Regions from separate parts of the Homo sapiens genome. Here regions 2, 3, 4, 5, 6 and 7 are each linked to region 1. Evidence: chromatin loops called from intact Hi-C (ENCODE). Cell type or tissue: OCI-LY7. All regions are shown on one strand.

Region 1 (4,000 bases):
CTATTTTTTTTTTAGAGGCACTGTGATCAACCAGCCAACACTAAAGATTTCTGGGAGCCAGACTCTTCTAATCACTGCTTTGACTCTGCTGGCAATTATGGTAACTATACTAATCTTGTCTTAGGCAATTTGTATTAGTTTCTTAGGTTTGCCATAATAAAGTACCACAAACTGGGTGGCTTAAAACTATAGAAATTTATTCTCCCACATTATGGAGGCTAGAAGGCTGAAATCAAGGTGTTAGCAAGGTTGGTTCTTTCTGAGGCTCTGAAAGGGAATCTATTCCATACCTCTCTTCTAGCTTCTGATGAGTGCTGGCAATCCTTGGCATTCCTTGGCTTGCAACTGCTTTGCTCCAACCTCTGCCTTCGTCATGACACAGCATTCTTCCTGTGCATCTCTATGTCTAAATTTCCCTCTTATGAGGACACCAGTCATTAGATTAAAGACCACTTTAATCCATTACAACCTCATCTTAATTTAATTATATCTACACAGATCCTATTTTCAAATAAGGTCACATTCACAAATACTGGGGGCTAGGACTTCAACATATCTTTTTGAGGGAACACAATTCAATTTACAAAGGCAATTAAGTGCTGCCACTGCCACTTGGCCTTTGTCGTCTCAAGAGTCTATCATTGTTATTACATTTAGGGATCCTAGTTTATGGTAGCAGTTCCCATGATAATTTCTGGTCTATAATGAATAGTCAGCACAAAGCTCATCAAGGATGCTGGAGCTCCCCTTACAGATTTATTTCTCATAGCCAGGGTAAAGGGTGTGTTCTGAGAGCCCTCTCAAGGTGAATGAGTAGGTCTTATATGATAAAGACACTCCAACATTCAAATGTTTCTAAGCCTTTAGATATCTTCCTCTACAGTATACCCCAAAAGTTCTGGCATATTTTGATTTCATTTATTGTAGGTCACTTTTGGGTCCATGTTTCAGCCAACCAACCAAGTAAACTGTCAAGCCCCTCAACCTGAAACACTGAATCTAGAATATTTGCTTAGTTGGCCCTGTTATGGACTGCATTGTTGCCTCCTCCCCAAAATGTGTATGTTGAAACCCTAACCCCCAATGTGACTATATTTGGAGATGGGGATAATTAAGTAAAATGAGGTCATAAGGGTGAGGCCTTAATTCCATAGGGCTGATGTCCTTATAAGAAAAGGAAGAGACATCAGCGCTGTCTCTCTCTCTCTCCACGTGAATGCCCAGAGGAAAGACCATGTGAAGGTACAGTAAGAAGGTAGCCATCTGCAAGCTGGAAAGTGCCCTCCACAGAAACTAAGCCTGTTGGCACCTTGATCTTGAACTTCAATCCTCCAAAATTGTAAGAAAATAATTTTTTTGTTATTTAAGCCACCCTGCCCATGGTATTTTGTTATGGCACGCCAAGCTGATGAATACAGGCCCATATCAACTAATTCTGCCCAATCCAACTTCATTTTCCTTTCACTTTGACTCCATATCTTTAAAATTGATTCCTATGCATATCCCCCAGGTTTCTGACTATATAAAGTGATAAAACTGTACAATGCTTTTGGTATGCATAGCAGCTCCTCATGGGTTACACTTTGTACTTTACCCCTCTGAGCCCGCTGGGACTTCAGGTAAGTTATAGGTTTAGAAGCAAAGAGAGGTGGTGGGGGTAGGTCTTAAAGAGGATCAGCAGTGCCTTACCAGTCAACTACCTCAGGAAAGGCAGGCAAAGGAGGGCCAATCTTCTCAAGACAGGAGTAGAAAGGCTGCTTCTACTGGCAAAAAAGGCTCAGCAGAACTCAGGGGTTAGAGTCCCCAGCTTTGTGAGAATCTGCCCATAGGATCCCATTCCAGCTTTATATTCATACAGAGGCTACAAGGCTGAGAAATCACTTTGCATCATTCAGCCACTGGCAGGGCGGAGACTCTGAATTTTGGTTTTCAGGGCCCTGTGGCTATGGAAGGAAGATAAGAATTTCTTTCAGGGCAAACAGAAGCTTTCAGTTTCTTTATGTGGACTTTGAGCTGATAATTCAAATTCCCGAGCCTATCCTTTCCCTACTTTCTCCCACGCAGTTAGGAGCAAACAGCCAACCTCATTGTACTCCTTGGTTTGACTAAAATGTGCTAAGGCATCAAATACATGGTCACCCAGAACCTTGTCTTCTGTAAGTGTTTGATTAGGAGTAACTGTAAGGGATAATTGGAAGGATGGCCGAGAAAGGAATGAGGCCAATAGACCCAAGTTCAGGCAAGCTGATTTATTGTCAGTCCTGCCAGGCCACCTCTTGACAAAAGCAGAGGAGGCAGCCCCACTTACAGGCTATAGCAAGGTTTTATAGGGTGTAGAACTGGGTCAAGGTGAAGGAAAAAGAAAAGAGACGGGGCGGGGGGGGGGTCCTTTGTGCCAGGTGTCTGACCACTTCCTGGAGATGTTTTTCTTGCCAGTTCTGTTGTGCAAGGTAGATGTCTTAACCACATCCTGGAGCAGCTGGCCTCTGGTCAAACAGTTACAGGAGGGTTTGGGGTAGGGTGTTTTGCTTTTGGCCTTTGGGGCTTAGATCTATGGGAGGGGGAAACAGTCCAGTTGGGTGGACCCTAACAGTAACCAGTGGGGATATTTTGTGTATCTCTATTGCCACATCATGCCATTGACTACCAGTGCCCTTCTTACTGCTAGAAGTAGACTCATTAGTGCTTTTAAATTTAATCATATTAGAGAAGACTCAAAACCAAGTCAGAGAATTCATACTTAAGATTCTATCCCCCTGGAACCACTCTTGGTATTAAAATCTGTATCAGTTAGCATTTAATCAGAGAAGCAAAAACTAGTATCTATCTAGATCTCTATATTTATATCAGATATTCTGCAGAGTGGCATTATTGACTTTTGGGCTGGATAATTCTTTGTTGGGGTGTGAGGGTGGGGGACAGTCCTGTGAATTGTGGGTTTATCTATGGCCTCTACTCACTATATGCCAGTAGCACAACTCTCTACCCTCCACCAAGTTGTAACAACCAAAAACGTATGCAGACACTGCCAAATGTTCCCTGAGGGTGAAAATTGCCTCCAGCTGAGAACTACTGGTATCTCTATATTATCTATATTTTTATTTATAGCTATATGTATCTCTTCCTCTATCTGAGAGAGAAATTGGTTATACGGAATTGGCCTTATGCAATTGTAGGAGCTGGCTAAGCAGTCTCTGTATGGCTGTTTTCTCACACATGATGCTGAGGCTTCAAGATCACAGGGATGGCAGTCAGAAAAGGAAAAACACAAGCAGGCTGGAACCAACAAGCTTAAGCTGGAACTCCGTGGAGAAGGACTAAAACCTGTGTTCATTCTTGTTGCCTCTAACCTTGGTAATGAGGGTATCCAGCAGAAGTGGGGCCCTTTGTCACAAAGTGAAACACACACCCCTGGTCTAGGAGTCTGAGAAGCTGAAAGAATATCAGCGGCAGGTAGAGCAGCCACAGAATCAGATGCTGCTTCACACCAGTAGGGTGAATCTACAGATCAGCAACAATATGTGTGAGCCACAAAATGGCCACTGCTTCTCTTTCAGCCTCTAAATGTCTCAAGAATCTTCCCTATGTCTTACCTCAACTCAAAACAAACAAGAGAAAAAATTCTGGGAAATGCAATTCAGCCTAGACAAGGTGACATATGAGAAAGCCATTACAAGATAGTTTGCTCAAAGTAGGATCCAAATTATGTCCATACTCAAATGAAAATATTATCCAAGCTGGGAGAATGTGTGGTTCCAAAGACTGACTACAAAATAAATTATGAGCTTAAATGGATTAAAATCATATTAAATATGTAGAAACTTCAAAACTCCACAAATCCAAAGTATGTCATGTACGGATAGAAATTTTTTCTTCACTGATGAGATAGAAAAAGAATTTGTCTGGCACAATGTATGACCCTTTGTCTATTCAAAAATGATCACAGCTAATGCAAAACATTTAACAGAAAGATAAATTTAATGTTAACAAGCACATTTGA
Region 2 (4,000 bases), 74 kb before region 1:
GAGGTGTGCACAATATCTAGAACATATTCTTGCCTATCTAAGCCAAGTGAAACTATATTCAAATAACCATTAGGCATTGTATTTGAAAAAAAAGCAAAAATGACAATATCTAATATTACATAACCAGGCTGTACGGTACAAATTCTAATGTTAATGTGTATTATGCTATATTACAGTGTGTCTGAAAGAGACCAAATTAGGATCATTTTGCATTCTGCTGATGTGTATTTTTCAGTGATTTCACTGAATATCAGAATCTTGTGCATAGAGTGATATCAGGTGGAAAATATGGCTCTTTCATTTAGAATTTAAAATGATCTGGCCCCGAAGTGTCACTTATTCTTTAGAGAATTTCTACATAGTGCCTACAACGGCTTTGTAGCTGCATTTTTATTCAGAGTCTGGCTTTGAAAACACAAGTGTAATTAAAATCAGAATATAAGTACAGGAGCTGGCTTTGTTAATGTTAACACAGTTGATTGTTTAAGCCTGGTGCATCATTGCACAGGGCGCTCTACTTATTGCAATGTTAAGGCTCTGGGTAAAGTTCAGGGCTTCTTTCATTAAGTCGCCCACACCTTCCTTTACTTACTCCCTGCTCACTGCAGCTTCTGACGTTTGGAGACCCAGGAAAATTGTCTGAGGATGGAGGCATATAGGAGTTGCAACTGAGCTTTCCATTTGGCACTGTCTTGCCTGGTATCTTTTCAACAGTTTGTGAAAAATAAATGGGTCAATTAATTATCTTTCTGTGAGTATTATGAATCCAATGATCTTCTTTGTAAAAATGAAAAATGCTAACTGATATTTTCAGGCTGCAATACAGATTCATATTAAGATAATTTACCTTACAATAATCCTTCATCAGGATTTTAGTGAGTGCTGGTGGTAGACATTTGGGACATATCCCTTCTCTCAGAAAGTTTCCAATCTCAAGGGAGCAGCTAAATAAACAGAGAACTATATTAGTATAGATGAATAGAATTATTAGAAGGAAATTAGACAATCAAATTTTAGACTGAATCAGAATCACTCGGAGAGCTTGTTAAAACAGTTTATTGGGCCTACCCCACTATTTCTGATGTAATAGGTCTGGGGTAAGGCCTGATAATTTACATTTCTAACAGCTTTCCAGTTAATATTGATGCTGCTGGTCTGATGGCCACATTGATTGCCGTCAGATTCTGAGAATTCACTCTACTTAATGATGAGGGTCTCATACAAAGAAACCCGCATTTACAGGGGACCAATATGGCATAATCAGTGAGTCACACAGGAAAGAATGAGTAGAACTTTTGCAATGCTCTTTCCTAGGAACCTCCCTAACTTATTGTGTGGGTCAAATGAGTTTAAGTAGTATCATCCTCATTTTAATGATGAGCAAAGAGAGGCCAAGGCAAGCTAAGTGACTTATCCAAGATTACACAGCTGACACAGTCACAGACTGGGCTGCAACCCAGCCCGCTTGGTATTAGTACTGTTTCCACACATACCTGTGCAGAATAGCGTTGTAATGAGAAGGTTTGGAACAATATAGGAAGAGTCTTGGAGGAGATAAGGCTTTCAGTAAAATTTCAAGAATGGTGAGTTGCAAATGATAGGCAGCGTGCATGCACTGGTCTTATCATGCCATTAGGCAATCATGCCATTAGGCAATGATGTAGCAGTAAGATAGGAAGATCTATGTATAACAGGGGGCAACTAGGGACCTCTGACTATAAGGAAAAGTCAGACTAGGATGTAGCAAGGTATAGAGGGGACGGCCAGGTCAGAAGTAGTTAAGGAGGGGCCTTAGAGACCTAATAGTGTAGGTGCATCTTATCTGGAAGCAAATGGGGAGACTCTCTCAAATATGAAACAGAGAGGGGGTTTCCAAGGACCAGGTATGGAGGATACTTTGGCCTTAGTCTTGAGATGCATGGGCAAGGTTTCAGTGCAGAGGCACAGAAAGGTCATTTGTATAGTCGTGAGCAAGTCACTGAAAAAGGAGAGCTTAAAATTGATTGACAGTTCAATTAAGAATCCTGAACTAACAATACCACAACTCTAAAAGTTACAGGTGTGAATGGGAAAGCCCCCAAATTGCTGCAGGGCTGGAGGGTCACACAGGAAATGCCTAAAGCTTTCTTTGTAATCTAACTGAAGAATCTGTTCTTAGATTTGGGGCCAATCTGGAAATTACTGTTGCTGATAAAAGCAGAAGTGTTTACACTGCTACTGCTGCTTACCCATTACCGTACTAGGGCTGAGCATTGAGGTAGAAAGAGGTGCTTAGGAAAGGGGACGAAAGGACAAGAACCCTGAAAATAAATAGCTAAACCATTCTCAGGATAATAAATGAATAAAAAGAAATATGCAGAGTTCCCAGAATATTATTTAGAATTGGTTGCCTATGGTTTCTGAGAATTTACTGTAATTAATGTCTAAAACCTGCATTACACATAGGGGACCAAGTGGGGCCAAACCAACATGAGTCTTATAGGAAAGAATGAATAGAACCTGTAGAATAATAAGAAAAGATAATTTAGAACCAAGTTGAAAGATTCCATCATGGACTTCCCCACTGTCTAGATGGAAGAAACGCCCTTATCTCAACTGTGCAACATGTAAATATTGTCTGGCTGAAAAATAAAGTCATATTCAACAGTCAATTCTTTTGGGAGGGCTTCCTAAGATGTTCTCTTAAATTTAGGCATTGTATCTATCAACATATGTAACTAGCTATCAACCTGCAAACCTGCCTCCTCATCTGCTTATCTCTCTTTCCTCCGTCTGTATCTATCCTATGGTCATAGTTAGCATTTGGTAATACCAACTTGGAAGATTTTTAGGCTAAAATTCCTGCATGCCAGTTCTATGGGATGAATTTTGAGTTCTAATCACTTATAAATTCATATGGAAGAGAGGATCCCAAATTACTTTTTAGAAAATCCAGGGCCTTCTCTGCATATAGTTTCTTGGCTACCTCTATGAGCAGCTGAACACTTGTGTTCCTTTGACTGCCCAACTTCTACATTTTAAATTTTTTTAACTTTGAGATGTTCATTTTACTAGCAACATAGTATATATGTACTTTAGATACATTCAGGGAGTATAACCTTGAATTCACTCTCAATTAATATCAACAAAACCCTCATTCTACAAATGAAGGACAGCCAAGACACATGTAAACCTTTATTTCTCCAGAGGCTCTAAAATTATCCTTGGATTAACCTAGACCATAAGAGAGACATACATACCTGGACTGTGTTGTTTGTGCCCGTCTCTCTCCCCCACATCCTGTTTTTTTTGAATCACACTTTTTATGTTATTGAACAATATTGAAGAACACTGCAAGAAAAACTCAACAAAAGTAGTTGTATTTATTGTACAATGTTGCTGAGGCTGTTTGGATATTTTTATTGCATTAGATATCTCTTCTTTCTGTGATCCCATGGAAGAAATTCCTGTCTGGCCTCTGCTGTACTACCCCTGAACCCTTTGTTTGTTTTTATTTTCTGACCATCTTGAATAACTTTCTTCCTTCTTTGTGTTAATCTCTAGAGAACTTAGAAATTTATGCCTCCTATCTTGTGCGTACACAGGTCTTTACACTAAGCATTTTGTTTCCTAACCTCACATCTGGCTTCCAACTTACTTTTTTTTTTTTTTTAATGTACATTTTCTCATTTTCTCACTTGTTTTTTGCTGTGTGCGTGTGTGTGTGTGTGTGTGTGTGTGTGTGTGTGTGTGTGTGTGTAAAATAAGGCTGTTTTCTGCCTCCCTCCCTCGGCATAAATTTATCCTCAGGAATGAAGAGTGTTGGAATGGGTCAGGGCAGGATACACCAGTTAATCTTGAGGATTGAACTTTGACTTTGTAAAGCATATTCAAAAGATTCTTTTTCTTTAATTAAAAACTACTGAAGTATAATTGGCACTCAATAAACTGCACATGTTTAAAGTGTACAATTTGATAAGTTTTGACATATGTGTTGTCCATGGAACTATCACCAAAATCA
Region 3 (4,000 bases), 260 kb before region 1:
TTTTGCTTATAAGGTAACATTTACCTGTTCCAGGGATTAAGACTTGATATCTTCAAGTGGCCATTATTCAGCCTACTACAGGATCCATTTAGGTAAAGCTTAGTGGGGTATGTCTATGTATTTTCACAGTCATTTTCTTGTGCAGTTGTTACTAGCCATCCTGATAGAATAATATAATCCTACTTCCCATGATGCTAATTTATCTCTCACTGTAACATGAAGGTTAAGGATCATATTGTGATATGAACTTGTCCTTTGGAACTTGGAAGCATGAGTATAAAGGTAGGTAGTGGAGGACAAGCAAATATAGGCAGCCAGAAACTGATCTGTGAAAAATAATTATAAATATCACAGTGTATCTATGAAAGAAATTCGATAGAGATTTTTGTAAATTTGGCAATCCTAATAATGCACCTGTCATTGTCAATAACAGGTTGTAAAGTGGAAAGAAACTTCCTAAACTATGGATTTTTAACAAATTTCCATCATTTGCGCTAGAAAAAAGGCTGAATTATCTTTCTGTTTTCCGTATAGAAAATATTATAAAAGATTAAGGAATATGCAGTCAAAATGTAGAAAATAATGTACAATACAGGTGTATCAGGCAGTTAATTCATCAAAAATATTAGTTAATTTTTAGAAATGTTCATGGTATCTGCCAGGTTTTAAAGATTTTGTAATTTGTTGTGTTTTCTCATTCTAAATAAAAATTAACTTTTGCAGTTGATTTTGTATGTATCTTCTAAAATGGCTCCCCAGAATTGTTCAAATTTTAGGTACAATAAAACCTAGAAGAGCTCAGGCCCTCTCCCGAATGCTCTGTGGTTCAGGCATGCTCTCTTGGGAGTGAGTGAAAGGACAGTTTCTCATATGCATAAAGGGGAGCTGCCTCAGGAGACAGAGCTCTTCAACAATGACAAGAAGTCAGTTTTATTTACAACTCGGCAAAGCTGGCAACACAGAGCAGTTGCTCTCCAGCTACTTGTCTGGGGTATCTTCCTGAACTTGGTGCTTCTCCCAAGTGTGGCCAAAAAACCAAATACTTATGGTGATTTGTTGAATGAGGGATGTGCAGTGCATTCATCCATTCTTTGCACATGCTCATCTCTTTCCCTGGACCAAGGTAGACCATCAGAGATGTGTGTGGATGTCCTTGGCAAATTGCTCTTCCTGGGTTATATTTATATGGTGGCACCAAGGGGAGTGTAAGAAACTTCCCTTTGAACCTGTTTCTGTATTTACTGTAGGGATGCTGTTGAGGAAGTTGTCCATTATATTCCTGTTTATGAGAATCCAGGGGAGACATTTCTCTCTGGCTCTTTTGAGTATCAAGTCTGATTTTTATTGTATGGATGTTGTAAGACATGTGCCTGGTTTTGTCTCTCACATCTCACATCTCTAGTGAAACAATGAGGACTTAGAACACGCATTTGGGGTATCAATATAACCCCTGGCTCTATCTCAACTACTTTTATTTTCTCCTTTACCCTGCTTTTCTTCTTTGCTTCTTATTAGTTTTTATCTTATATAATTAAATGTATTTATGTAAGCCACCCTAAAATCAGTATGCAACAATGTGGCCAGAAATAAATAATCATTTAAAAACCATGTTAAGTGATTAAAAAAACAATAAAACATCTAAAGCACATTTCCCCTCAAGGCATTATTAATTACCTGATATTTCTGCACAGGCCTTTTGCGAACAGGTCAGAACCATATTTAGTGAAAAAGGATCCAGGTTTTATTAATGAAACTTTAGATATTTTCAGCAGAAAAGAAAAAAATATTTTTTTCCCCATTCACTTTTTTCTTTTCCCCTTTGCATTATATTGTTCATTTAAGGGTACAGAGGTTCTCTGAAGCCCCCAGTTCTTTTTTATTTAAGTAGATTTAGTCAAATTACACATAACAAAGACGACAAAGGCCTTTCTAATCTTCAGTGCTTTCTGCTCCTGGGAAAACTCAGGCCTTGTGTTCTTGTTTCCCTTTCCTGAGTCAGCGCTTGGCTAGTCCAAGGCTATGGGGCTCCAGGTCAGACAGTTAGAAATAAGCATAGAGAGATAGAAAAAACAACAGCCCATAGTTTAAATTTGAAAAGGAGCCTTGCTCTTTAGGTGGCAGCATAACTTTGTTGTTAACACAATTCTGGAGAGAAGGACTAGGGCTATGGGATGTCAAGAACATGAAAAACATGGTGTTTCTTTAACCCCACTTAAATTAATTGTGATGCTAAACTACAGAGTGGGATAATACCCCTCTGGCTGAAGAGATACCGAAAATATATAGGTAAGATTATAAAGTACTAAGGTTATTTTATGTACCTGAGTCTGAATCCCTGTTTCTTATTCTCCAAGGAAAAGTTTTCTAGTCTTTTGCTGATAGTGACATAAGCTTTATAAGTCTTTTAATTCTGATAGTCTTATTTTTTTTTCCATGTTTGTTTTTAGCCCTGGTGAAAATAGTCTCTAGTTAATGGTTAATATAGTTTTTAGATTACTTCCAACTAAGATATAATTTGATTATTTTTTTCCTTTGTAGGACAGGAAAAGGTGCAGTAACCTTTCTTACCCATCATAAAAATCACAGCCAACACTCTTGTAACAAAAGATAGGTTAACAAGAGAAAAGCATAACAAATGTATTTAATCAAAATTTTACATAACAAGGAAGCCTTCAGAAATGAAGACACAAAGACTCAGGGAAAATTGTCTACTTTTATTCTTAGTTTTCATGAAGAATGGACAACCATGTAGAAATATGATTCCACACAAAAAATGTATGATCTAATGGCAATAGACGGAGTGGGAAACCCATTAAGTCCTGCTTGTTTGGCTTCTCCTTGACCTCTGTGTAGCATTCCTTTCTCCCAGGTATGGGGCAGGACCCCTCTGGAATAAGGATCTTATGACCTGCTATCAGACAAGGTAGGTCAGAGAATTTCTTTATGGCCAGCTCCTACTGTTGTGCCAGACCTACTGACTCCAATAGGGATAGCACCATGTCCTAGAAGCGGAAGAAGAGAGGAGACCCGGAACCAGCAGATGACACATAGGGTTTACTGAGGACTTACATATGGGGCAGTACAGTGGTGGTGGGCTGGACTGAAAACCTGCTACCACCCTCCACCTAACAACCTCCATATAACCCAAAACAAAGGACCTTAATCCCCTATATGGCCTGCATTCCAAGGCATGGGCCAGGGGGTCATATGTCCTTCATAGACAAGGAGCGAATCTCTAGGTTTGCCACTCCTGGATTTCTTAGCTCAGAACTCCAAACACACATTCTTCTTAGACTTGAGGGTCTTTCTCAGGGTATGCTTAAGTTATTGCTGTCAGATGCATCTGCTATACACCTACACAGAAAGGTGGGGGATAGAGTGGCTTTGCTTCTGAGGCATTCCAATCTCCTTTAGTTCAAAGTACTCAGCACACTAAAGTGCCATAATTTGGCATGTCATTTTCTGAGCCCTGACACCTTCATTACTGTTATTGCCAAAATTTCTTGCCTCATCAACATGGCCAATTTTTAATTACATAGCTACATTAGATTCACCTTGTAATTTATTTTTGACCTGGTGGCCATCTGATTTAGAGTTTAGGTAGTAATATTTTATTTCAGGATTTATGAATCAGTTTTCTATTTGTCATCTCCCTGACTGTCGAAGTTCTTATGACCTTGACATGGCATTATTTTATGTACTTCCCCAGGCTGAAACTCCATCTTATACACCATTCTCCACTTTATGATTTCCTGTCTGTTTCTATATCCTGTCTACTGGCCATTCACAGGAACACTTCAAATCAATGTTCGCTTTGTGGACCTATGCAAATTACCATCCCATTTTCTTGACAATCTCTGCTCATGCAGCACCCATTCATGATGGTTTCTTGTCTGCCTTTTCCTGGGCTGCCTTAGAGCTTTTCCAAGTTCACATCCTATATTAAATAAAAGGAATATAAAATTAAAATCCCAATACAAATCATCCAAACTAAACATCT
Region 4 (4,000 bases), 330 kb before region 1:
TCAAAGAATTTTTTAATTTCCATCTTGATTTCATTGTTGACCCAGTGATCATTAAGGAACAGATTATTTAATTTCCATTATTTGCATGGTTTTGAAGTTTCCTTTTGGAGTTGATTTCCAATTTTATTCCACTGTGATCAGAGAGAACACTTGATAGAATTTTAATTTTCTTAAATTTATTGAGAATTGTTTTGTGGCCTATCATATAGAATAGCTTGAGGAATATTCTATGCGCTGATGAATAGAATGTATATTCTGCAGATGTTGGGTAGAATGTTCCATAAATATCTGTTTGTTAAGTCCATTTGTTCTAGGGTATAGTTTAAATCCATTGTTTCTTTGTTGACTTTCTGTCTTGATGGCCTGTCTAGTGCTGTCGATAGAGTATTGAAGTCCCCCACTGTTATTGTGCTGCTATCATCTCATTTCTTAGGTTTAGTAGTAATTGTTTTGTAAATTTGGGAGCTCCAGTGTTAGGTGCATATATATTTAGGGTTATGATACTTTCCTGTTGGATGAAGTCTTTTATCATTATATAATGTCCCTCTTTGTCTTTTTAAACTGCTGTTGCTTTAAAAGCTTGTTTTGTTCAATATATGAATAACTACTCTTGCTCTCTTTTGGTGTCCATTTGCATGTAATGTCTTTTTCCACCTCTTTACCTTAGGTTTATGTAAGTCCTTTTGCGTTAGGTGAGTCTTGTAAAGACAGCAGAAACGTGATTGGTGAATTCTTATCCATTCTGCCATTCTGTATCTTTTAAGTGGAGCATTTAAGCCATTTACATTCAATGTTAGCATTGAGATGTGAGGTACTATTCTATTCATCATGCTATTTGTTGAATACCTTGGTGTGTTTTTTTTTTTTGTTTTTTTAAATTTACTGTGTTGTTGTTTTATAGGTCCTGTGAGATTTATGCTTTAAGGGGGTTCAGTTTTGATATAGTTTGAGGATTTATTTCAAGATTTACAGCTCCTTTTAGCAGTTCTTGTAGTGCTGGCTTGGTAGTGGTGTTTTCTTTCAACATTTATTTGCCTGAAAAAGACTATTTTTCCTTCATTTATGAAGCTTAGTTTTTCTGGGTAGAAAATTATTGGATGATAATTTTTTTTTTTATGGAGGCTAGAGATAGGGCCCCAATCCCTTTTAACTTGTAGGGTTTCTGCTGAAAAATCTGCTATTAATCTGTTAAGTTTTTAGTTATAGGTTACCTGGTGCTTTTGCCTCACAGGTCTTAGTATTCCTTCCTTTGTTTTGACTTTAGATAACCTGATGACTATGTGCCTCGGCAATGATCTTTTTGTGATGAATTTCCCAGGTGCTCTTTGAGCTTCTTGAATTTGGATATCTATATCTCTAGCAAGGCTGGGGAAGTTTTCCTCAATTATTCCCTAAAATATGTTTTCCAAACTTTTAGATTTCTCTTCTTCCTCAGGAATGCCAAGTATTCATAGATTTGGTCATTTAACACAATCGCAAACTTCTTGGAGGCTTTGTTCATTTTTTTAAAATTCTTTTTTCTTTGTCTTTGTTGGATTGGGTTATTTCAAAAACCTTGTCTTCGAGCTGTAAAGTTCTTTCTTCTTGTTCGATTCTATTGCTGAGGCTTTCCAGTGCATTTTCCATTTCTGCAACTGTGTCCTTGATTTCCAGAAGTTGTGATTGTTTTTCATTTATGCTATCTATTTCATTGAAGATTTCACCCTTCATATCTTGTATCTTTTTTTTAATTTCATTAAATCAGACCTCACCTTTCTCTGGTGCCTCCTTGATTATCTTAATAATAATCAATCTTCTGAATTCTTTTTCTGTAAAATCAGGGATTTCTTTTTCATTTGGATTTATTGCTGGAGAGCTACTGTCATTTTTTGAGGGTAATAAACTTGCTTTGTCATATTACCAGAATTGTTTTTCTGGTTCCTTCTCATTTGGGTAGGCTATGTCAGAGGGAAGACCTGGGGCTCAAGAGCTGCTGTTCAGATTATTTTGTCCCATGGGGTGCTCCCTTGATGTAGTACTCCCTCCCTTTTCCTAGGGATGTGGCTTCCTGCAAGGTGAACTGTAGTAATTGTTTTTTTCTCTTCTAAATCTAGCCACCTAGCGGGACTATCAGGTTCCAGGTTGGTAGGCATCTGCACAGACTGGTGTGTCTGCACAGAGTCCTGTGATGTGACCCATCTTCAGGTCTCTCAGCTGTGGATAGCAGCACCTGGCCTGGTGGAGGTGTTAGGGGAGTAAAATGGACACTGTGAGGGTCTTTAGTTGTATCATTGTTGTTTATTACACTAGTTTTGTGCTGGTTGACATCCTGCCAGGAGGTGGCGCTTTCAAGAAAGCATCAGCTGTGATAGTATAGGGAGGATCAGATGGTGGGTGGGGCCCTAGAACTCCCAAGACAATATGACCTTTGTCTTCAGCTACCAGGGTGGGTAGAGAAAGACAATCAGGTGGGGGCAGGGTTAGGTGTGTCTGAGCTCAGATTCTTCTTGGGTGGGGCTTGCCCTAGCTGCTTTGGGGGATGGGGTTGTGGTTCCCAAGTCAATGAAGTTATGTTCCCAGGAGGATTATGGCTTCCTCTGCTGTGTCATGCAGGTTGCCAGGGAAGTGGGGAAAGCCAGCAGTACAGGCCTCACCTAGCTCCCTTGGAATACAAAAGGCTGGTCTCATTCCCACCATGCCCCCGCCACCAACAGCACAAAGTTTGTTTGCAGGCAGTGGGTGAGCAGGAAGCAAGCAGGGCTTCAGATTTCACACCTCCCCACCTGCCCATGTTTGCACTCCAGATTTACCCCCTTCCTCGAGTTCTGTCTAGGAAACTCTGCATTTGGTTGGAATTCTTAACAAAGTTGAGCTGGAGATTTCTTTCTCCCTGTGATCTTTTCCCAGTTCCTCTGGCAGCCCTTCCAAAGGACCACTGTGATATAAAATCAAAAATGACTTCCCTGGGGACCCAGAGAGCCCACAGGAATCTTCCCACTGCTTCCTCTACTCCTGTATTTTGCTTGGCTCTCTAAATTATCTCAGCCCCAGGTAAGGTCGAATTTTTCTTTTGTGATCTGGACCTTCAGATTCCCCAGTGAGGGTGTGTGTTCGGAGGCAGACAATCCCCCTTTCCCACTTTCACACTTGGGCACTCACAGTATTTGGGCTGTCTCCCAGGTCCTGCAGGAGCAATCCACTTCCTTCAAAGTAGCTGTGGATTCTCTTGGCTTTCCTGGTATGTGCCTGTAATAGTTTTTGGAGCAAAAGTTCACAATGTGAATTTCCACACCCTGCTCTGTTCATTTGAGTGGGAGCTGCAATTTAGTCCTGCCTCCTGTCTGCCTTTTTCCCCTGCATAAGTCATTTAAATCTTTGTTCCCCTGTATGTCATTTTTCTCTAGCTACTTTCAAGAATTTTTCTTTACTTTCATTTTCAAAAGTTTGATTATGGTGTGTCTAGGCATATTCCTATTTGAATTTGTTTTGTTTGGGGTCTGATGAGCTTCTTAAATCTACAAATGTCTGTATTTTACTAAATTTGGGAAAATTTGTCTCATTATTTATTCATATAGTTGTTGCATGTCAATTGTTTTTTGCTTTTATTCTGGTACTCCCAATGACATATATGTCATGCTATTTGGTATTATTCTACAAATACCAGAAGCTCTGTTCAATATTCATTATTTTTTTCTCTGTTCCTGAGATTGTATATTTTCTATTGCTCTATCTTTAAATTAATTGACTCTTCCCTGTCATATCCATTGTACTACTGAATCCCCATCCAATGATTTTAAAATTTCAGGTATTATAGTTTTCAATTCTAGAAGGTCTATTTAATTATATTTTATAGCTTATATTTCTGTTGAGAACTTTTTCTTCCTATATACTTCAAATATATTTACCTTTACCTCATGGAACACAGTTAAAATATCTGGTTGAAAATTAATTTTTCCCCAATATTTAGGTCATCTGGTGATTGGCATCTGATGGTCATCATTTTTCTTAAGAATTGATCACA
Region 5 (4,000 bases), 1.0 Mb before region 1:
ATGACTTTGTTAGTTCATTTACATCAGCTATAACTAAGATGCAACAAACATCATTCACCCACACATACAGTCATTTGGAGGCTTTTGGGAAACACCTAATTTATCTTCACTGGGTGCTCCTAAGAATGAGGAAACCAAGGAGATTTTTGATGCATTTTTCTCTCTAGAACTGTGCTATTCACATGTGGCTACTGGGCACCTGAAACGTGGCTGGTCCGACTGGGAAACTGAATTTTGAATTGTATTTAATTTTAATTAATTAAAATTTAAATTTAGAAAAAGGTACTTGATTCGGTTATTGGAAAACTTTTATGTATATTGGGAACAACTTGGGTATGTGAATATACTTTTGCAAACGCAAATTTTATGAAACCTAAATACAGATTAAGTATTTCTGATTTTCATCAGAAATGTAGCTTAGTGTCAGAATTGAGATGTGCTATTAGTGTAAAATACACATTGGGATTTCAAAGACTTAGCATAAAAGATGTAAAATATTTCATTAATATTTTTTCATATTGATTACATGTTGAAATGTTAAGTTTGGATCTACAGGGTTAAATAAAATATTTTATTAAAATTAATTGCACCTGTATGTTTTTATTAAATGTGGCTACTAGAAAATTTTAAATTACAAATGTGGCTCATAATATATCTTTTGGACAGTGCTGTTCTAGAACACTTCCACAAGCACTTTAACAGGACACATTTGGATACTTTCCTTTTAAGTCTGGCTGGTCATGTAACAATAGGGCAAGGAGTAACATGTCCTCACATCAATTGGGTCTGAGTAAAGTGTGTAGCAAGCTCTACCCACAATTTCACCATGTGAGGCAACACTGTAATACCTCAATATGGAAAGAAAAGGAAACAAATTAGCACTCAAATTGAAATTGAGTACTGCAGACAACTTAAAAGAGATAGGGCCAACTGCTTTAAGGTCTTGGTTTCATTTCCCAACTGTGGACCTTAAAATAGACAATAAAGCACCGCTTCCAAAAAAAAAAAAAAAAAAAAAAAGAGGTAAGATATTTCAATGTTAGCTCTAGCGATCCTTATTAAGCAAAAATTTGCTCTTAAATCTTATCTCCTCAACTTCTAAAGCCGCAGAATACACGCTGTGTTAGGAAATCAACTTCAGATTGCCAGCATTTCCTTCACAAGCAAATTAGCAGGATTGTGCACTTGGAGTACTGTTTGACAAGAATGAAAAGGAAACTATTCAAAATAGATTTAAGGAATGGACAATTAGATGAGGAACTGCAGATTTAATTCTCAATCAGCACTGTGATTAATCTGATTCCCTGCTTTTCCCCAGCGTAATTATACAACACAGATGAAAGGATGAGCATTTGGACTGTCAGTTCTATATTCTAGACCAGCCCGGTGACTCAAAGCAGACGGCTCTACCACGCTAACCACCATCCCAACAACAGTCGAGGGGAGTCTCGAGCACTGATTGAACAGTCATTGCATAACAAGGCATTAAAAATTCGAATGCCCCCAACTCTTTCCACGTTCGTGTACACCAGGAGGGAATTTGCTGAAACTGAAAGCACCCCGTCTTAAATGACCCCCTCCAATCCGAGCATGGGGTGTACACAAAGGCATCTGTCTAATATCCCGCACAATAGACACACACCCCACAATTAAAACCCTGGACTCTCTCACCACACAAGCAAAGGAAATGCAAGCTGCTCTGTTTCAAAAATGGTCTATGGTACATGCAAGGTAACAATAACCCCAACTGAAGCAACTATAAAATCGGCTGTGCCACGTCCCTGTGCAACCGTCAGATAAAATGCAGGCAGCCGGCCCCACGCCTTACGGGGTGGCCAACCTCGGCTCGGTGGCCTCAATGGACCGCTGAGAACCCCCAGGCCCCCGCCTGGCAGGAGCTCCAGGTACACGTCTATAAATACTCCAGGATGAGAAGGACGAGAGGGGAAGAGGGGAAGGAGGGAGGGCAGGGGGCAGGCCCCGAGCGGGTGCGGGAAGACCGGGGCATCACTGAAATGCATTTTTCCACACTCCCGCTCCCTCGCGTGGAGACTCACTTTCCGATCACCTCGCACAGCTCGTACACATCCTCGAACAGCACGTCGTCGTCGGCCATGGTCCGGAGGGGATAGCGGCCGCAGCGTGGAGGGCTTCGAAAACGGGGGTGGGGGCGCCCAAGAGCTCAGTGCCCAGCCCCGGGATCGCCTCCTCCCCTCAGGACCCGCGAGCCCTCGGTGCCGAGGACGCTCGAGTGGGGCCGCGAGGCCCAGAGACTGCGGCGCCTTCCTCTGCAGGCGACCGCCCCGGCGCGGGCGGCGGGGCCGGGGCGCGGGAGCGAGGGCGGCCCGGGCCCGGCGCCGCCCGCCCGCCCGCTGCTTCTCGCGCTGCTCGGGCCGCGCTGCCCGGCGTGCGGATCCTCGGGGACCGCGCGGCGTCGCGCTCTCCGCTCGTCAGCCCGCGCGGGCCGCGAGGCCGCGACCGCTCCCTCTGTCCGAGGCCGGCTCCGTCGCGTCGCGGAGCAGCTCGGGCTACAGAGGGGGCCGCGGCAGGACCATGGAGCGAGGATCGCCGCGGAGGGAGGTGGCGGCGGCGGCGGATCGGCGCTGGGGACCAGGAGGCGGCGGCAGAGACGCTCCCTCCTCTTTCTCCTCCTCCCGCAGCCGCCACCGCCCGCCCGGGAGTGGGAGGGGGCTTCGCGGGACCGGCGCTCTGTGCGGGCGGGAGCCGCGGCCGCCGCCTTCTGCTCCGCCCCTACGCCTCAGCAGCCGACCGGCTCGCCAGCCCCGCTCACCCGCCTCGCGCAGACACGCCCTCCTCCCCCGTCGGCGGCGCGGCTTCCAGAACCACAGGCTCCGCCCACTCCAACCGGTCGGGAGGCGGTGGCCCAGGGAAAGGGGAGCGGGCCGAGCGGCGCATGCGCGGGGCGCCGGCCGCGTCACGGCGAACGGGCGGGCACCGGGATTCTAGAGGGCGCGGGGGGTTGAGTGGGGCGCGCCGGCTGCAGCTGCCGAGGCGGGGCTGGTTGGGGTCGTCGCCTCCGCGCCTAGCCGCGACCAAGCCGCGAAAGGGGCTGGAGACAAAAGGTCCACGGCTGCACGCTCGTTGTCCGGCAAGAGGCACGAAACTCTGGCCGCTCCCCTTTCCTTCTTTTGTAATCGCAGGGAGCCTTTCCCAGTTTTTTGCTGGGAAAAGAGGCAGGGAAAGGGTGCTAATGAATGAGAAAGCTAAAAGAGAGGTGGAGAGAGGTTGTCACTGAATCCGTGCTTGGCAGCGGATGCTTTTAGTGCTACCCTGTCATTCCTTAATGAAGATGAGGGCTGGGGGTAAGGGGAGGTCGTCCAAGAAAAGGACTAAACAAAAACTGCCTAGGAAGGTGTGCGACAGCAAACGGTCATCTATAGAGACAGCTTCTCCCACGTTCTGCCCCAAACTCAACAAATATCTATCCAGCGCCTACCCTCACTAGAGACCAACCTAGAGAGAAGCTAGGAAGGCAGGGACAAACCGTGACTTTAAGCTCATTTGTATATTGTCCTCAAACTCCCAGGACCTACTCTGCTCTCTATACTCCCTATAAATGTTAGACTTGTCAGGAACAGAATGCAACTAGAGGGAGTGCAGGCACAGGAGCAGCCAGGGAGTGAGGTTCTGGGTGTTGCCGCTGTGCTAGGTTGCATTCAATATGAAGATTTCTGTTCAACTGAGCATGTGCGGAATGAGCCAGCGCCATCAGACAGGTATATGCCTCAGTTGAAGACCAATAGTGTCTTTGTTCCTCCGCACAGCAAAAGTGCCCAATTAGTTCATAAGTCAGTTTCCAGAAATCGTCTGGTAAATTTCTCAGTGCAGTATTTTTTTTAAAAAAAGTATTTATTAATACCAAAGTGGAGGGGGTGATGTGGAGACTCACAGCCTATTTTCTCTTCAGAAACGTTTCGTGCAAACCCTTGACCACTCCCTCAAAAGGCTGAGAGATTTGCCTGCTAAGGATTTGGGTACT
Region 6 (4,000 bases), 390 kb after region 1:
CATTCTGTCTCAGAAACCTTAATCCCAGCTTCCAATTTACCATGAGATCTTAAGAAAGTCACTGAATTTAACCTGCCTTCTTAAATATTTTAAACGTGACCTGAAGATTTCTCTGTACATGGTGAACTATAACCTAATTAAATGTTTAAATAGACTATAACTTGCTCTTCTACCAATCACTGAGTTTCAGCTAAAAGGTGGCCAACTGTTCAAGCCATGTTGAATTAAGGCAAATGCCAACTATAACCAATAAGCTGTTTCTGTGCCTCACTTTCTTTTCTTTCTTTTCTTTTTTTTTTTTTTTTTGGGATGGAGTTTCATTCTTGTCACCCAGGCTGGAGTACAATGGTGCGATCTCGGCTTACTACAACCTCCATCTCCCAGGTTCAAGTGATTCTTCTGCCTCAGCCTCCCAAGTAGCTGGGACTACAAGCACCTGCTACCACACCTGGCTAATTTTTATATTTTTAGTAGAGATGGGGTTTCACCATGTTGGCCAGGCTGGTCTGGAACTCCTGACCTCAGGTGACGCACCAACCTCAGCTTCCCAAAGTGCTGGGATTACAGGAGTGAGCCACCATGCCCCCGGCCCACATCACTTTTCTTTTTCTGTCCATAAATCCTCTTCGATGATGTGGCTGTCCTAGAGTCTCTCTGAATCTATTCTGGTTCAAGGGCCTCGTTAATTCCTGAATTGTTCTTTGCTCAATTAAACTCTGTTAAATTTAATTTGTCTAAAGTTTTTTGTTGTTGTTTTGTTTTGTAGACAGGGTCTCACTCGGTCACCTAGGCAGAAGTGCAGTGCCAGGATTATGGCTCACTGCTGCCTCAAACTCTTGGGTTCAAGTGATGCTCCTGCTTCAGCCTCCTGAATAGTTGGGACTACAGGTGTGTGCCACCATACCTGACTAATTTTTTTTTATTTTTTGTAGCACCCAGATTCTTGCCCAGTCTGGTCTTAAACTCCTGGCCTCACGTGATCCTCCCACCTTGGCCTCCCAAAGTGCTGGGATTTCAATTGTCAACCACTGCACCTAGAAGGTTTTTCTTTTAACACATGGCATCAGAAGTGAGACCCAAAGTGGAGCTTCCCGCATTCCCCAGGAGCATTAAGTGACCAAGCAATGTACCTACTGGGACCATTGTGTTCATTGCTCTCTCACATCAATTGGGGATCATGAGTAAGTTCTTGCTCAGATTCTGAAGCTCTATGGATTTGTGTTTTCAGCTATCTAAATTTGTTTGAGCAATTTTTTTTTAACCAAATTGGGTTCAGAAGTCATTGTATAAACTGGACTGGATCCAGGATCAGTCCTGGATTATTATATTAGATCTGATAATTAACTGGCTTGGATCCAGTTAGAGGCTTCAGATGTCTGAGTCAGATAGGAACTGGCAGTAAATGGCAATACTACAGCAGGTAAGAACTGTGACTTTAGGAAATTCGCAGAGATTTTTGTGTTCTGTTCCCTTTGTTTCTTTTTCATGCATGCTTAGGTAGGGAAACATCATTGGCTACATTGATCAAGTGGATCTGAGAGCCAAAGCCAAGATTCAATATAAAAACAGAATCCATAGTTTCTGAAGAACTGACTACTCCACCTTGTGGCAACACCTACCTATACATGTATATGTATTAGGTCCCAGAAACAGCAAACACAGAAATGGTGAAATCTGATTAAAAATAATTTAAAAGTACAGTGGATGTTACAAATGAAAAACACTGGACTTTTAGAAGTGTATTTTTAAAATGAGGGCTCCTGAAATAGGGTAACCCAGGGATGCCTGTTGATAGGATTAACCAGGGATGCCTGTTGATGTGCAAAAGCTTCTAAAAAGATTTCAGTATTTTAAAGGCCGGGTGTGGTGGCTCACACCTCCAATCCCAGCACTTTGGGAGGCCGAGGTGGGCAGATCACCTGAGGTCGGGAGTTCAAGACCAGCCTGACCAACATGGAGAAACCCTGTCTCTACTAAAAATACAAAATTAGCCAGGCGTGGTGGCACTCGCCTGTAATCCCTGCTACTAGAGAGGCTGAGGCAGGAGAATCTCTTGAACCCGGGAGGCGGAGGCTGTGGTGAGCCAAGATCGTGCCATTGCACTCCAGCTTGGGCAACAAGAATGAAACTCCATCTTGGGCTAGGTGCAGTGGCTCTTGCCTGTAATCCCAGCACTTTAGGAGATTGAGGCGGGCAGATTACCTGAGGTCAGGAGATCGAGACCAGCCTGGCCAACATGGTGAAACCCTGTCTCTACTAAAAATACAAAAATTAGCCGGGTGTGGTGGTGGGTGCCTGTAATCCCAGCTACTCAGGAGGCTGAGGCAAGAGAATCGCTTGAACTCAGGAGGGGGAGGTTGCAGTGAGCTGAGATTGTGCCATTGCACTCCAACCTGGGGGATAAGAGTGAGATTTTGTCTCAAAAAAAAAAAAAGATTTCAATATTTTTATTCCCTCTATGAGAAGACACTTTATAAAAGGCAAGTAAAAATTGTAAGTGACTAATTGATAAGAAAAATAATATGCTAAGTTTCTGGCTTAGTTACTAGCTAATCCTAAAGTCTAAAATAAAGCTATCCTGGATAAACTGTTTATAAAAGGCAGGCCCTCAGGTAAAGCAGGCTTACTTCTTTTTCAGAGTTATCCATGCTTAGTTAATGTATAGAGAATGGGTTCTTTGCCCTATTCTTTAATTGGCTCTACCCTGAACTCAGTAAATTTAGCTAAGAAATAGTAGCTAAAAGATTGCCTATTGAACTAAATTGGTTTCCAAGATATACCTTTCTGGCTTTTAGCTGGATATTTTGAAATATTTTCATAAAAGAAATTGGTATCTATTAAAAGATCACCATTTGAAGGGGGCCTGCCTGCCTCTGTACCCTGGGAAAGAGAGGGAGGACTAAATGACTAGAAACTCTTACCTTTGCTTTAAATTTACATAAAAAGACTTACTTTGTTTAAGGTACTTTCCTCAGGCCATCTTTATCTTAACTGGATCTTTACCTAAAACCTTTTTGTTTCTTTTTTTTTCTTTTTTTTTTTTTCTTTGGTTTGAGCAAATGATGGTACAATATTTAGGCCTGGAGACTCAGAGCTATGCTTTTGAGTTATAAATTTTCTACTTTGTTTCATGTAAGAGTCATCCCTTTAAAAATGCAAATTTAGTGTTGCTTAGCTAACAATTGCTTAGGTCAATGAAACAGGTAATTGGAAAATTGATCATTTGAATGAGAAAAAGAAAAACTATTTGGAAACTGGCAAATGAAAATTCTCTGTGAAAGCTATAAGATCTGCTTCTGTCTATTTGTATGTCTATATGTCTTTATGTATTGTGTGTATGTGATAATATTTGGCAAATAAAACTGGTTTTAAAATTATCAAAATAAAATAGAAATGGCTCTAAAATTTTCAGTGAAATATAATTCAGATATTTTTGCCTGTGTTTACTGGTCAGACAGGTTTGTGCCATCTCTACTACATGTTCTAAGGTCATAAAACTGCTGCTTCTGTAATATTTTTGATGCTTGATTTGTCTGTGAGTTTATGTTTTTGGTTTTGAGACTGGATTCTGGGGTCTGGACAGGTTGATGTGGTGAGACCTGGGGACATATCCTCAGTGCCTAGACCACCAGCTATAAGGCATAGTAAAGCCCAATCCTCATCCTCTCTGGCCTAACTTTGCCTCCTGGCCATGCTGAGAACAATCAGATCCTCCAGGCATCTTTTTCACAGCTCTGTGCTCTGTCCTGAGCTCTACACCTGGTATGTAAATTTAGGATGCAGATAGGCCCTGTCCTTTATAGCCATCCTTGGGTGCCATATAGGTACTTGGGACCCAGGATAACTGTGGGACACATTAAGAAGGGTACTTGTGTCATATTTTCAATTATTTTTCACTAATTTAAATTTTTAAAGTTATGTTATATAATATTAAATTAAGTAATAGTCACAAAGTTGTCTGAGTCATTTCTAGGTAAGTTAAAGTACTAAAACAATTATT
Region 7 (4,000 bases), 610 kb after region 1:
TGTTTTGAACACCCCAACAAGAACTCCTAAGGGAAAATTACTCTAATTTGTTTTTGTATGATCTGTCTTGATTCCTGGGGATTTCATTTGAATATGGACTTGTACAAATCACAATCATCAGTAATATTTCTCTGAATCTTTTTCCCATGCCTGCTAAAGTAAGATCTTCGGGTTGGGGTGGAGGGAGAGGAAAGGACAGAGGCACTATTTCTAGGAGTCTCCAAGGGACACCTTGCCTGAGCCCACAGAAATATTTCTTTTTGCCACTCCATGGCATTAGCCATTTCTTTTTTCTGCTGTGTTTCCCTGTAGCTGAGATGTCAGGCCACCCATGCCCTCAAGAGGCAATGTCCTTCAGTTTATAACAACTCTGTCATCATAGGTGAGAGCCTTGGCACTGCCACGGGTGAGATAACATAACAGGGCAACTCACTGGGTTATTTAGAGCCTTTGTTCTACCATATCTGGGCTATGTTTTCCTCAGAAGCAGAGACAATTCCTCTTTCCTCATCTTGGCATTTTAAATGCTACTCCAAAACAAAGCTGCACTGTTTTAGATCCTGAGTAAAAGCATTTCAATGCAGCTATTCTGCCAGTTTTTTCCTGTAGTTTTCTCACCCCAGGACTTCAGCGTCAGTCAGTGGGGATTAGATTGGAGAACTGGCTGAGCAGTAGGACATGTTAATACTCAAAATCATCCCAACCCCGATTAACATGGGCATTGTTATTAGGAAGGACAGTTGAGACAATCCACTTTGTTTGGAGGAGTTATTTCCCAAGAGACTTCTTGATCTTTCATCGAAGGGGAAACCTGGTGACCCCTAGCTCCACTGAGCAGAGGCAAGAAGCTCACAGACAGACTCTTGCTACCCATGCAGAGATCATATTGCCCCATGTTTAGTGAAACACAGTGACTGGACAATGGGGGTGAAAAGTGAGGAGTGAGCACTCCGAAGCTTGAAGGCAGGGGTCAGGTGTCTCTACTTCTCTCTAGTATTTAGACCACACCCTCTTATATCTGTTATCCGCCTGGTGCTAATCTGTTGTGAGCACAAAAGATAAGAAGCAGAGAGACAAGGCAATGTCTTCTTTCCAAGTGAAGGTATATTGTGAGCATAGGTACTAACGGGAAGGTGGCAAATACGCTGGAAAATACCCTGACACATACAGCATTAGCACACAGGTATTTTTTGTTGGATGCTGTAAAATTCAGAGAAAGTTTGCCAAGAGGCAGAGTGAAAAAAAAAATTGGGTTATTATTTTAGAAACTGATTTTGAAAGAAGGAAGATTAAAAAAAGAAAAAAAGCCTTCTTACTAGAAGATACAGCTGACCTCAGAAATAAGCAGATGCGCCTCCACCACCAGGAGACAGTTTTAGAAAGGATTCCCCCTTGTTAGCTCAAGTTTATTCTTATCCCTAAGCACAAACTCCCTAGGGGATTTGGACACAGGCTGATTGCAGAATTCCATATGTTGAGAGCCAGAGTAGCATAATAGCAGGGAATACAGACTTTGAAAGCAACCTGCCTGTGTTGAAAGACCTTAGATGTGACATTTAACTAGCTGTGTGCTAGTGAGCAACTGACTTAACCTCTCTATGTCTCAGTTATCCCTTTTTGATAGATGAGGTGAGGACGCCTGCCTTACATAACTGCAGTAAGAATCACGTGGCTATATGTCAAAAGCGCTTAGCTCAGTTCTCTGCACATAATCATTCGAAAGATGTTGGCTTTAACATTTTGTTACCATCTAATTTTAAGATTGACACAGTAGAAATCAGAAATCTAATATGTATGCAGATATTTAGACTCAGGGCTCAACTTGCTTTAAAACTTTGTTCTAAAGAATATAATTTACTTAAGTATATTTGAATTTTTACAAGTTATTTGCACAAATGTGCAGAAATCCAATTGTATTACCAAACATGATTAAGACCCACCATCTTGAATCACGGAAAACACGTTTCCGGCAAAGCTGGGCTCTGAGATTATGGTACAGTGCTGACATCTGGTGGCAGCAAGCCCTGAAACATGAAATTGAAGTTCTCTCACTAAAAGGAAATAGGTAAACACCCATAAATAAGCCTTCATAAAGGAAATAGGTAAACACCCATAATAAGTTTTCATTGGGCGGATAGGTTTTAGAACTCCTTCAAACTCTAAAATATAAATGAGTCTTAGAATTTTTATAGATAAGAAACTCCAAATGACTAATAAACATACTAAAGATGCTTATCTCCCCTAAAAACCAAAGAAATGAAAACTGAAGCAATTAGATACCATTATACCATTTTTATCCAACAGACTGAGAAATAGTAAAAAGACTGATAATACTAATTGGAGATGAGTATGGAAAAATTGGGACTTTCAAACACTGCTGTCCAAATTTGAAGTGCTATTTTGCTGTACCAATAGACATTTAGCAGAATCTGGTAAAAGTGATGATGTGCATGGCCTGTAGCTCAGCAATTCTAGTTCAGGGTATGTATTCCAGACCCCAGGAAAAGCCTGTGCTCAAAGAAATGTGGTAAGGATACAAATAATACATGGCAGCATTATTTGTAACAGCAAAAAAAAAAAAAACCTGGAAACATCCTAAATGTTCAGCAATAGGATGATGGCTAATATGTCACATGCACATACTTAAAAGGATAAAACAGTAAAATGAAATGCACTAGAACCACATGCATCAACATGGATAAATCTTGAAAACAACAGTGAGACATGGAAACTTCAGAATGTCACATAGAGTATGCTATTTATTGAATATAAAAACACAAGAGAATACTATATATTGTTTTGGAAAACTAAACATATAATATAAAAATATAAAATGGGAAGAAACCCATCAACTTCAGGGTAGTGATTACCTTTAGGGAGGGAGGAGGGAGAATAGGATTGGGAAGGGGAATAAAGGAAGTTTAACTATAACTGCAATTTCAGTTATTAAAATTTCTTAATCTCTCTAACATTTTTATACCATTTATTTTTTGCTATTTATTGTATCCTTCAATATTTTCTGCACATTTATATACATACAATGGAATATTACTCAGCTATAAAAAGGAATGAAATTCTGATACATGCTACAACATTGATGAATCTTGAGGACATTATACTAAGTGAAATAAGCCAGTCATAAAAGGACAAATATTGTATAATCCCACTTCTATATAGTACCTAGAATAGGCAAATTCATAAAGACAGAAAGTAGAATAGAGTTTACTGGAGCTGGGGGTAGGAAGAATGAGGAGTTATTGTTTAATGGGTAGAGATTTTCTGTTTAGGATGATAAGGAAGTTCTAGAGATGGATGGTGGCAATGGTTGCACAACAATGTGAATGTACTTAATGCTACTGAATTACACACTTAAAAATAGTTACAATGGCTTTATGTTTATATATATATATATAACCACACATAAAAAAATTAAAAACCTATAAGTCAGTTCCTGCCCTTTGGGCAACCACTCCAAGCATGGCAGAGAAGTAGGATATCTCCATATCTGTGCTGGCAGTTGTACAGAAGTTGGTGGAGAGGCAAAGAGGTGGCTGTCGCTGGCATTTCTTTTTTTTTTTTTTTTTTTTTGAATTAGAGCTGTAGTAAGAGGATGAAACCAAAGTTTAGGTTTCGGCATCTAAAGACTAGAAAAATTGTATTTTATTGCTTCTTGAAATGCTAGCTTTTGCTGCCCTCTAACCAACAGGAGACCAGGGCCAGCTGAGCCTTCTTGTCTTTGAGTAAGGTCTGCTTCTTTCACTCCCCCTGGGCCCACCTCCCCTGGGGAGGTGTGACTTGATTCAATTTCCTGAGAATCTGGGGTGTAGTGAAAGGATGCCAGAAGGTGGCAGCAAAAGACCACCTCGTGGAAAAGACCTTCTGCTTTCTTCTCTTCACTCTCCTGGGCATCTGGCAGAAGTTGGCTTTGATTGCCAGGGTCCCCACCTCAATTCAAGATGAAGCCTAGTGTAGTAACACCATGCCTGGGGCCAAGAGAGAC

What was found. Peaks named below come from ENCODE experiments on the same cell type or tissue, not always from the same donor. Only the 100,000 strongest peaks of a DNase experiment are listed, where the experiment ranks them.
Region 2: it touches region 1 in a loop (4-fold over the local background); 4 of 110 quality-filtered maps call a loop at or near these places.
Region 3: it touches region 1 in a loop (4-fold over the local background); 2 of 110 quality-filtered maps call a loop at or near these places.
Region 4: it touches region 1 in a loop (9-fold over the local background); 3 of 110 quality-filtered maps call a loop at or near these places.
Region 5: it touches region 1 in a loop (7-fold over the local background); 7 of 110 quality-filtered maps call a loop at or near these places.
Region 6: it touches region 1 in a loop (3-fold over the local background); 4 of 110 quality-filtered maps call a loop at or near these places.
Region 7: a loop joins it to region 1, with 9 times the contacts of the local background. A loop is called at or near these places in 5 of 110 quality-filtered maps.

Annotation. Positions count from the first base shown.
Region 1 is chrX:42,941,364-42,945,363 of GRCh38, forward strand. It overlaps LOC105373188 (a long non-coding RNA gene), which reads left to right. Exons shown (of 5, transcript XR_949037.3): 4 at 16-100; 5 at 3,177-3,693. Among named protein-coding and RNA genes, the nearest start is that of PPP1R2C, 170 kb to the left of the region's middle. RefSeq lists a silencer at 3,145-3,204. In OCI-LY7, a CTCF peak has its summit at 2,231; DNase peaks (open chromatin) are centred at 1,768, 2,498, 2,988 and 3,118; H3K4me3 peaks cover 2,607 bases; H3K27ac peaks cover 3,964 bases.
Region 2 is chrX:42,867,806-42,871,805 of GRCh38, forward strand. No RefSeq gene overlaps it. Among named protein-coding and RNA genes, the nearest start is that of PPP1R2C, 92 kb to the left of the region's middle. In OCI-LY7, no CTCF peak of the experiment used is centred here; a DNase peak (open chromatin) is centred at 2,096; H3K4me3 peaks cover 1,767 bases; H3K27ac peaks cover 3,854 bases.
Region 3 is chrX:42,678,855-42,682,854 of GRCh38, forward strand. It overlaps LOC124905181 (a long non-coding RNA gene), which reads right to left. Exons shown (of 2, transcript XR_007068221.1): 2 at 2,695-3,937. Among named protein-coding and RNA genes, the nearest start is that of PPP1R2C, 97 kb to the right of the region's middle. In OCI-LY7, a CTCF peak has its summit at 2,085; a DNase peak (open chromatin) is centred at 2,127.
Region 4 is chrX:42,612,998-42,616,997 of GRCh38, forward strand. No RefSeq gene overlaps it. Among named protein-coding and RNA genes, the nearest start is that of PPP1R2C, 160 kb to the right of the region's middle. In OCI-LY7, CTCF peaks have their summits at 2,299 (motif pointing right) and 2,508; a DNase peak (open chromatin) is centred at 2,344.
Region 5 is chrX:41,920,873-41,924,872 of GRCh38, forward strand. CASK (calcium/calmodulin dependent serine protein kinase) reads right to left here and starts at 2,682. Exons shown (of 27, transcript NM_001367721.1): 1 at 2,058-2,682. The coding sequence starts at 2,116. RefSeq lists silencers at 2,137-2,186, 2,457-3,036. In OCI-LY7, a CTCF peak has its summit at 2,127; DNase peaks (open chromatin) are centred at 1,749, 2,159, 2,839 and 3,709; H3K4me3 peaks cover 3,520 bases; H3K27ac peaks cover 2,491 bases.
Region 6 is chrX:43,332,139-43,336,138 of GRCh38, forward strand. No RefSeq gene overlaps it. Among named protein-coding and RNA genes, the nearest start is that of PINCR, 160 kb to the left of the region's middle. In OCI-LY7, a CTCF peak has its summit at 1,650 (motif pointing left); a DNase peak (open chromatin) is centred at 1,593.
Region 7 is chrX:43,556,016-43,560,015 of GRCh38, forward strand. No RefSeq gene overlaps it. Among named protein-coding and RNA genes, the nearest start is that of MAOA, 98 kb to the right of the region's middle. In OCI-LY7, CTCF peaks have their summits at 2,006 (motif pointing left), 2,207 and 3,820 (motif pointing right); DNase peaks (open chromatin) are centred at 1,986 and 3,826; H3K4me3 peaks cover 249 bases.